Linked DNA regions of Homo sapiens: region 2 is linked to region 1. A link is an interaction called in ENCODE POLR2A ChIA-PET data of the cell type or tissue named here. Cell type or tissue: MCF 10A. All regions are shown on one strand. Links, peaks and the distances in the headings refer to the core of each region. The heading gives the core; the rest is flanking DNA. Region 1 overlaps MARK1 (microtubule affinity regulating kinase 1). Region 2 has its middle 17 kb from the start of MARK1.

Evidence for each region. Peaks named below come from ENCODE experiments on the same cell type or tissue, not always from the same donor. Only the 100,000 strongest peaks of a DNase experiment are listed, where the experiment ranks them.
Region 2: POLR2A ChIA-PET joins it to region 1 with 5 read pairs; 1 of 35 experiments calls an interaction of 5 or more read pairs at or near these places.

What each region holds. Positions count from the first base shown.
Region 1 is chr1:220,577,204-220,581,607 of GRCh38, reverse strand. MARK1 (microtubule affinity regulating kinase 1) reads right to left here. Exons shown (of 18, transcript NM_018650.5): 2 at 2,051-2,254; 3 at 490-543. Among named protein-coding and RNA genes, the nearest start is that of MARK1, 51 kb to the right of the region's middle. In MCF 10A, for the core only: no CTCF peak of the experiment used is centred there; a DNase peak (open chromatin) is centred at 2,107.
Region 2 is chr1:220,508,949-220,513,352 of GRCh38, reverse strand. No RefSeq gene overlaps it. Among named protein-coding and RNA genes, the nearest start is that of MARK1, 17 kb to the left of the region's middle. In MCF 10A, for the core only: a CTCF peak has its summit at 1,359; DNase peaks (open chromatin) are centred at 1,372 and 1,992.

The DNA.
Region 1 (4,404 bases), core at 254-4,253:
ATTTTTAATTAAGAAGCTTATCAGCAAGGTCTCTGGACTTTATCTGAAAACTCACAAAAGTTTAAATGGCTTAGGTCACCACCATTTGTCATTTTATATAACAGCTAAGGCACCAGATATTATCAGTAAATGGATTATTCATTTAATATAAGTCTAATTTTCAGAGGTCAATTCTGAATACTTGAAAATACTTCAAAATATTTGAATATTTCAAATCCTGAATACTTCAAAATGTATGACACAAGGTTTTATTCTATTGAATAGAAGAGATACATTTCTTTCATATACTACATGTATTTAAGTAGTAGATAGTTTTCAAGCAACTACTTGGTAAGTCATAAACATTACATTTTATATTATGTCTTTTCTTCTTATATTGATGAAATGTAGAATTGTACCTAATAGAAAATTTAGAATGACTGATTTTACAGAACATCACATATTAATGATAAACTCACATTTTAATTACTTATTAAATTAATTAAATACCTTTTGTAGACTGGTAGGATTTAGCTGAGTTTTGTCTATTATTTTCACAGCAACCTAAAAAAGAAGAATCATTAAACTCTATTTGAAAAATGCATATTTTAATGAATAAAACTTTCAAAAAATCCAATTTCTGTTTCATTCCTAACTAGATATAATTTAGCTCTTTTTAGGTGTTCACATAATCAGATAGTAACATTTTGATAATTTGGCAGTCTTAGAATATACTCCATTGACCCAAGTCTTTAATCTTTTGATCCTGAGCCAATGAAATGAAAGCTTTGTTATTTCTTCTAAGTTTCCTTCTTTAAAGTAAAAATCATCCTGTATCTTAACCTTTTACTCACGATCTTGATAAGCAACAATTATAGGGGGAAGTGGCTTGTGAACTTGCAGTAAGTTAAATATTATGTGAATAAAACAATTATGTTGGTAGAGAGATTGGATATCCAAGCTTACTTAGAGCAAACTGACAAAATGGACTTGAATATCTAAGGCTCTGCCCAGTATTCCCTGCCTCTGAATGGCTCCTGGGGTCAGAATAGACAGAAGGAACCAAATTCAATGGGAAACGACAATAATATTATACATAGAGCAAAGTGAAAATTTATTAAAAATATTTTCTTTGAGTTTTTGTTTTTTTTTTGAGACAGGATCTCACTCTGTTGCTGAGGCTGGAGTGCAGTGGTGCTACCACAGTTCACTGCAGCCTTGACCTCCCGGGCTCAAGTAATCCTCACCTCAAGCTCCCAAGTAGCTACAGTTGCACACCACCAAGCCCAGCTAATTTCTGTATTTTTTGTAGAGCTGGGGTTTTGCCATGTTGCCCAGGCTGGTCTTGAACTCCTGGCCTCAAGCAATTATGCCCACTTCAGCCTCCCAAGGTGCTGAGATTGCAGGCATGAGCCACTGCATTGGGCCTGATTGAGATTTTTTTTTATAATGTCCTAATCAGATCTAGTAAACGTTATATAATACAAAATGTTACACATTTATTCAAATAAAGTCTGTAACCCTAGCATACAGGTATATATACACAACGTACATATGTGCAAATATATAAATTCTTACTATATAAATACATATAACTTAAAACACACGAGATTTTAGAAATCCAATTATCTTATTACCTGAGAAAACCACCCATATAGAAGTACTTGTTCAATGTAGTCTCTAAACAGATACAAATTAGCAGGTGACTTTCTACATATTTATACCTAACTTATATCAAGCAGCAAGAACTTTTGTTCCTGAGGGCTGGGCAGCAATGGCAATCAGAAATGTTCACAGAAATCATATAACGAAAGTCAGAATCTGAGGAAAGCTCATCTGCAGCACACCTGATTTATGAGATGCTAATATATAGGAATGATTCTTTTCTAAATATTAAAAGGTCAACTTTTATGCCGTGATAAACCTCTGCCTACTAATGTTCCATTCACACACACCCCAGTGTTAATCATATTGAAACTGTCATTTTACTCCCAAACATGGGCTATAAGGAAGCTTTAACAAGACTCCAGAGAGGTCCAGGCAGATATTAAAAGGCATTGTGCAAACTTACCTCTCTACCAGTTAGAACGTGTCTTGCCAATTTGACTTTGGCAAAATTTCCCTTCCCTATTGTTTTTTGTAAACGGTAATTTCCAATGTGAGGCTGTTCATCTGTTGCTGACGTAATGGAGTTTCTACACCGGGGGATGTTCTGTCTGCTACTCGACTTGGTAGGCTGGATGTGTGGTTCAGTATATCCATCCACAGATGTATGCTAAGAAAAAGTTTACAAGATTTCATTGTTAATTAAATTATATTATAAAAGGACAAGTAAAAAGAGTACAAATAATTATTATTACCAATTCTTCAATAAAAACATATTGCACTACATCCTTTTAAAGTTTGAGCATTCTATTTATAATTTCTTCTGGACTTCAGCTCCCTTTACCAGGTAGAGTATAATTGTTTAAAATGAAATATTCAGGCCAAGCATGGTGGTGGCTCATGCCTGTAATCCCAGCACTTAAGGAGGCCAAGGCAGGCGGTTCACTTGAGGTCAGGAGTTCATGACCAGCCTCGCCAAAACAGTGAAACCCCATCTCTACAAAAACACAAAAATTAGCCGGTTGTGGTGGCACGTGCCTGTAATCCCAGCTACTCAGGAGGCTGAGGGAGGAGAATCGCTTGAACCTGGGAGGCGGAAGTTGCAGTGAGCCAAGATCATGTCAGTGCACTCCAGCCTGGGTGACAGAGCGGGACTCCATCTCAAAAAAATAAAATAAAGTGAAATATTCTACATGGCTTTAGGGATATGCTTTCAATTTAAAATTGTAAATATACAGCCAGAAGCCTCACAAACCATTATTCCTATAAAGGTGTTATCGCTTTAGGTTGTGATGACAGTATAGCTCAGGGCTGCTTCATTAAAAAGGCAGAATGTCTTTATTGCCAAGACAACCTCATGGGTATAAATCTTTTTCTCAAAACTAGCCCAGCCATTTGTCATGTTCTTGCTTCCATTTTCTGGGCATATAACTCAAAGAACTGACCAATCAGCAGCCTGCCTCAAGTATACCTCTAATTCATTTCTGCCCAACCCCCTCACCCAGTTTATCATGTCCAAGTGAAAGCTATCTATAGTCCTGCCCAGGTCCATAATCTATCCATTGCATCAGTGCTGTTCTGGAGGCAAAGATGTCACTTTGTCTCATGGTCTCACGCTAACCTACAATTGCAATGGAGAGCTGATCCTGTTCACCTATGGACTCAACACCTAAATTCCCAGGTCAAGCTGCCTAACCAGCTCTGTTTCACTAGCTGTGATTGTTCCTGCTCTTGTCTAGCTTTGTCTGCATTTTGACATACATAAAATTTCTAGCAGTTTTTGTGAAAATGTTGAATCACACATAATAAACACAACATCTTTCTCTGGCTTCTTAAAAAATTGCTGAAGAAGAGTAAAACAAAATAACAAAGGAAAGGATATATTTTGTTTGCAAAATGACTAATGCAGAGTTATATTGCCCCACCTGTAAAAGCAACAGCTTCCTAAAGAATTTTGATCTTAAAGGCAACATTAAAGAGGAATCCATTTACCAATCTCACGCAAAGCATGATTCAAAGTCATTTTTCTATTTGTTACTACTTTTTGTTTTATTTTATGATAATTTTTTAAAACTCAGCTCAGGATTAAGGGTTTTTGCTGGGTCTTATACACATCTGCAACCTCTGGCCTCATTCTGTGTTGGATGCGCTTTGGGGTATTCTCGCCACAACCTGTACTTCCACGTATCACAGCATGCTTTCCATTGTGCTATCATTATACATTTACTCGTCTGTCTCCCACCACCCTATTATAAACAATTTTAGGGCACAGATGTTTTCTTTTCATCTTTATGTACTCAGCACATTACAGGCTGCCAGATACACAGGAAGGATTCAATAAAGCAATAGTTTTCACAGTGTTATCCCTGGTCCAGCACCATCAGAATCATCTGAGAACTTGTTCAAAATGCAAATTCTCTGGTCTTATTCCAGACCTACTGAATATGAAACTCTGGGGGTAGGGTCCAGCACTCTGTATTTCAACAAGTTTTCCAGGTGATTCTGATGCATGCCAACATTTGAGAACTGCAATGAAAATAATGTAAGAAGGAGTAAAATACAAAGTTATTCACTGGCTCTTGGAGACTCTTCTATTACCTGGGTAGAAACAAGAGATTTTAATTATAGTACTTAATTTCTAAGAGTTAACAGACTGCCATGATATTTCCTACAACTAGTACTTCTCTACCTGAACTTGTTCTGCAGGGAATGCTGACTTCTCCAGCCTTCAAGATGTATCTTTTTTTTTTTCTTCCTGAGACAGGGTCTTGATCTGTCACCCAGGCTGGAGTGCAGTGGCACGATCACTGCTCACTGCAG
Region 2 (4,404 bases), core at 82-4,081, 68 kb after region 1:
TGTAGGCATTTACAAGAGAATTAGAATAGAGTAAAATAATCATTAGTGTCTTGTGTATAATAAGGGTAAGTACTATCTTTTTTTTTTTTGAAATGGAGTCTTGCTCTGTCACCCAGGCTGGAGTGCAGCGGCATGATCTCGGCTCACTGCACCCTCTGCCTCCCAGGTTCCAGTGATTCTCCTGCCTCAGCCTCCTGAGTAGCTGGGATTACAGGTCCATGCCACCAAGCCTGGCTAATTTTTGTATTTTTAGTAGAGACGGGGTTTTGCCATGTTGGCCAGGCTGGTGTCAAACTTCTGACCTCAGGTGATCTGCCTACCTCGGCCTCCCAAAGTGCTGGCATTACAGGCATGAGCCACCATGCCCAGCTGGTAAGTACTATCTTATGACACTTTTGTCATGTGTGTATACTGCATCTTGATGTAAAATGAATTTTTTACCTGGGTTGGGCCAAACATGGTTGAAAGCGATTGATGTGGGGCTTTAGTTCTCAGACTTGAATGGTGTACAAGAGTCACCTGGTCAATGAACTAAAATACAGATTCCCTGGCCCTGTCTGTAGAGCCTGCTTATGAGAAATCTGCATGTTTACAAGCTTCTTGGATGAATCTGACGCAGGTAGGCTGTGGACACACCAGGATAAACATTCACCTGGAAGCACCGATTGAGAGCATAGGATTGGGAATTGCACAGACCAGAACCAAAAGACCAATTCTGGTGTGTTAAGGATCTTGGCAAATTACTCTGTGAGCCCACTTTCTTATCTGTGAAATGGCATCGTATGTCCTACACATAGAGTAGTTGTACATATTACAGGAAATAGCCCGTGTACGGGGCCAGCTACATGTTACGGAGATCCAGTGCAAAATGAAAATGCAGGGCCCCCTTTTCAAAAATTATCCAGAATTTCAAGATGGCAACAGCAGAGCATTAAATCAAATGCAGGCCTTTCTGAGGCCAGCATCTTGTGCCACTGTGCAGGTGCACACTCATAATGCCAGATCTGTGAACGCAAAGCATCTAATTCAGTGCTTAATGTGTAGAAAGCCCTCAAGAAAAGCGCAGCACTATCTAGCTAGACCATATATCAGTAAAAACACGAGACAATCTGTATAAAAGCGTTCCAAACAAAAGCACACAACTGTAAATAGGCCAAGGTATTACTAACAGGATGTAAGATAACTATGATGATGCTGATAGGAGCTGATCTGAACTTTCTTAATTAGGATCAGGGATGCTTTGTTCTACAGTTTTGTTGTTTGAAGGAAGAAGAGCCATTGTGAAAGTCCAAGTACTGAATTGTTTCTGGCAGGTCCAAAATGTGCCATGTCCTCCTGTGCCCTCCAGGGGCCGTCACAGTGGGATAAGCCGCCACTCCCTTTCAGCAGCAGTAACCTGAGTGTGAGGCAATAGCAACCTCCTGCCCGCTTCCATCTCGGAAAGCCTCCCAGGAATTTCTCAGCAGCCTCATGAAAGCCCAGTCTCTTTATCAATGAGTAGAGGTTAAATAAAGCACTTTCAAGATCTAAGAATAATTCTCAGAACTTCATGTCAAGTGGAAAACAAGTATTATTAACATCAGTTCAGAGATGGAAAAACAACATGTAGGAAAACTCATTCACTCTCTGGGCAACTTACCTACATACCTTGTTCATTACTTCTATGCCCTCAACTCCCCAAATTACATTCCCATCAAAGCCATTCATTCTTTACTTACCCTTAACAAAATTAAGCACACTTCTAATTTAACCTCAAATGGGCTCAAAACCAAATTTGGCATCGTTGTCTCTCACATTGGCTTCTCTTCTTGACATTCCATTTTGTTACAGTATCCCAGACCAAGACCTTGGAGTTTTCTGTAGTTTATCCCTATATACATACACCTCCCATATCTAAGAGACACTCTTTCAGATTATAGTTATTTATGTGCTCCTCGGTTGCCCTTACTGTATTCAAATGCCCAGAGGGCAGGAACAGTGACTCAGTCTTTTATGCATGCTGTGTCAGCAACCAGACCTGTCTCATCCTCCATTTGCTTAGCAATAGACAGTACAGAGGGCTTGCAGCAGGCCTTAGTATATATCAGCATCAGTTCGAATGCCGATTGGGCTACCAACTGTAGCTCCAGTCATCTGGTAACTGCTATGTCCAATGCTTCCCAACACTTAGGGCCCATGACAAATATTACAATTTGCAATTATTGTGTTCCCATTAAAAAATATTTGCCTGGGATAGGGTTGAGGTGTATAGGACTTCCTCTTATTCCATGAAGTAATAAGGTAACACTTAATTTGAAGGTACATAAATTTAAGTATCTTGAATCATTTTTATATGACTTTTCCTGATATCTTAATACCTTAGATGACTCTGGAATATCAATCAATCAACAGGCTTAAGAATAGTGTACCAATTAATCTAACATGCTAGGTCAGGTTCTGATACGCTAGGCATTACAAGGTATAATTCTTGACATCAAGCATCTTAAAATTGAGTTTAAGATATTGTCTATGAAATTAGATACAAAGAGTACTAATGTACAATTGGCTGGAAATTTCAGAGATGGATACAAAATTATAAGATTAATGTGTGCATGAATGACTGAAAGAAGGCTTCAAGCTCCCTGGCTTGAGCGTTGAGGGATAAGAAGGGTTTGGATGGATAGAAGGGGGACATAAAGAGATAGCTGGGGGAAAGAGCAAGTAGTAAGCCAGGTAAGCCTGACCTAACCATGGATGGGAGAATAGGAAGGAAATCGGCTTGTTTATAGACAGGAGTTATATTTGGGAATAGCAAGTACCTGAGTTTGTATATTTAGGTAAGCCAAGAACATTAATCTTGAAGTGATAAAAGGACTTTGAACTTAATCTGATAGGCAATAGAAAACAATTGCTAACTATTTCCAAGAAAGTGGCAGAAAAGGTTTGGGCATATGAATCTATCATTGGTGCAAGAAATTATTTGGGAGGATGAGTATTATGGGGTAGTCAGGGGGATGGAAGTTCTGCTATAATCCATATGTGAGATTATGAGAAGCCAGACAGCCATAGAAGTAGTAGAGTAGGGGAGAAACAAGAGGAAGGAATCTAGGAATTGCTGAAAAGTCTTGATTCAGTTCACAAACACTCACTGAGTGCTTGCTAAACGCAAGAGCTTCTGCTATGTTTAGGGGAATCAGTGGAGAACAAGACACACAAACCCCTGACGTGCCAGCATTTGCCTTCTAGTGAGGGGGCCAGACAATGAAAGAAGCAGGGAGTTACAGCACAGAGTCATAGGTATTCTGATGGGACAAGTGAGTGTATTCTCCATGGACACATACAAAATGATTCCCAGACCTACAGGGACAAGGGGAGTGGTGGAGAGTCTGGGAAGATAGTTAAATAAAATGACATGTAATATAAGAGGATGGGTTTGGAGAAAAAAAAGTACTCTGGGCATGCTATAAAATGGGGAAAAAGTGTCACATACCCAACAAAATACACACAGAAAACACACATACCTTAGAGGCAGCTCTCAATCTTCAAACCATTTCTACTTGACAAATGGCAGAGCCTTAGATTAAAGACTTCCTTTTCGACTTGAAGATAATGGAAGCTGATCAGGTTTGTATCCTGTTTTTGTTTTTTTTTTTTCCTGGAAATACATAATCTTAAAGCATAGGAGGAAGGTATCAAGATCCTTGCTCTAGGCAGCTGCTGGCTGAAACAAGAGCATGATATACTTCAAAGTATGTAGAGAGACAAATAAGGCTTTGGAGAACAAGACGTGCCTGTTTTTAAAAAAATATATGCGGTGATACCGTATTATCAGCTTACATCTGGATACCAAGGTTATTGCTCTAGTTACAGAGACTCACTTGGAACAGCAAAGGGCAGGAGGGATGCACCATCCTGTGCACTCATGAGCTTAATGACGGAGGAGCAGGTAGAGTACACAAAACAAGCTTATGGACCACTAGAACTGATGATGGCTTCCTTCTTTAATAAAGGAAATACTGGAAGAGAAACAGGTTTGGAGCATGTTGGGGGGTGGGGAAAATTATTGTTCACTTAACACATGAGTCTGAAGTACCTATGGGACATGCAGATGGAGATATCCAATTTGCAGGTGAATCTGAGCTCGGAGAAGCGGTCAAGACACCCTGTATAATGAATACTTTCCTTTAAAAGAAGAAAAGATCTGAAGGGAATATCGGAAAATTTTAACATCTATTAAGTCTTTTTAGTGGAGATTAGGAGGAGTTTGAATCACCCAAGAACCATCTTCTTGAGCTAATATTTTTGCATAATTATATTTTTATTAAATGAAGTATTTCAAACAGAAATAAATGTTCGGGGAATCACTTAACAAACACAACTATCAACTAACAGCAGCTCTAAGAATTTACATCAATTTACCCAGAA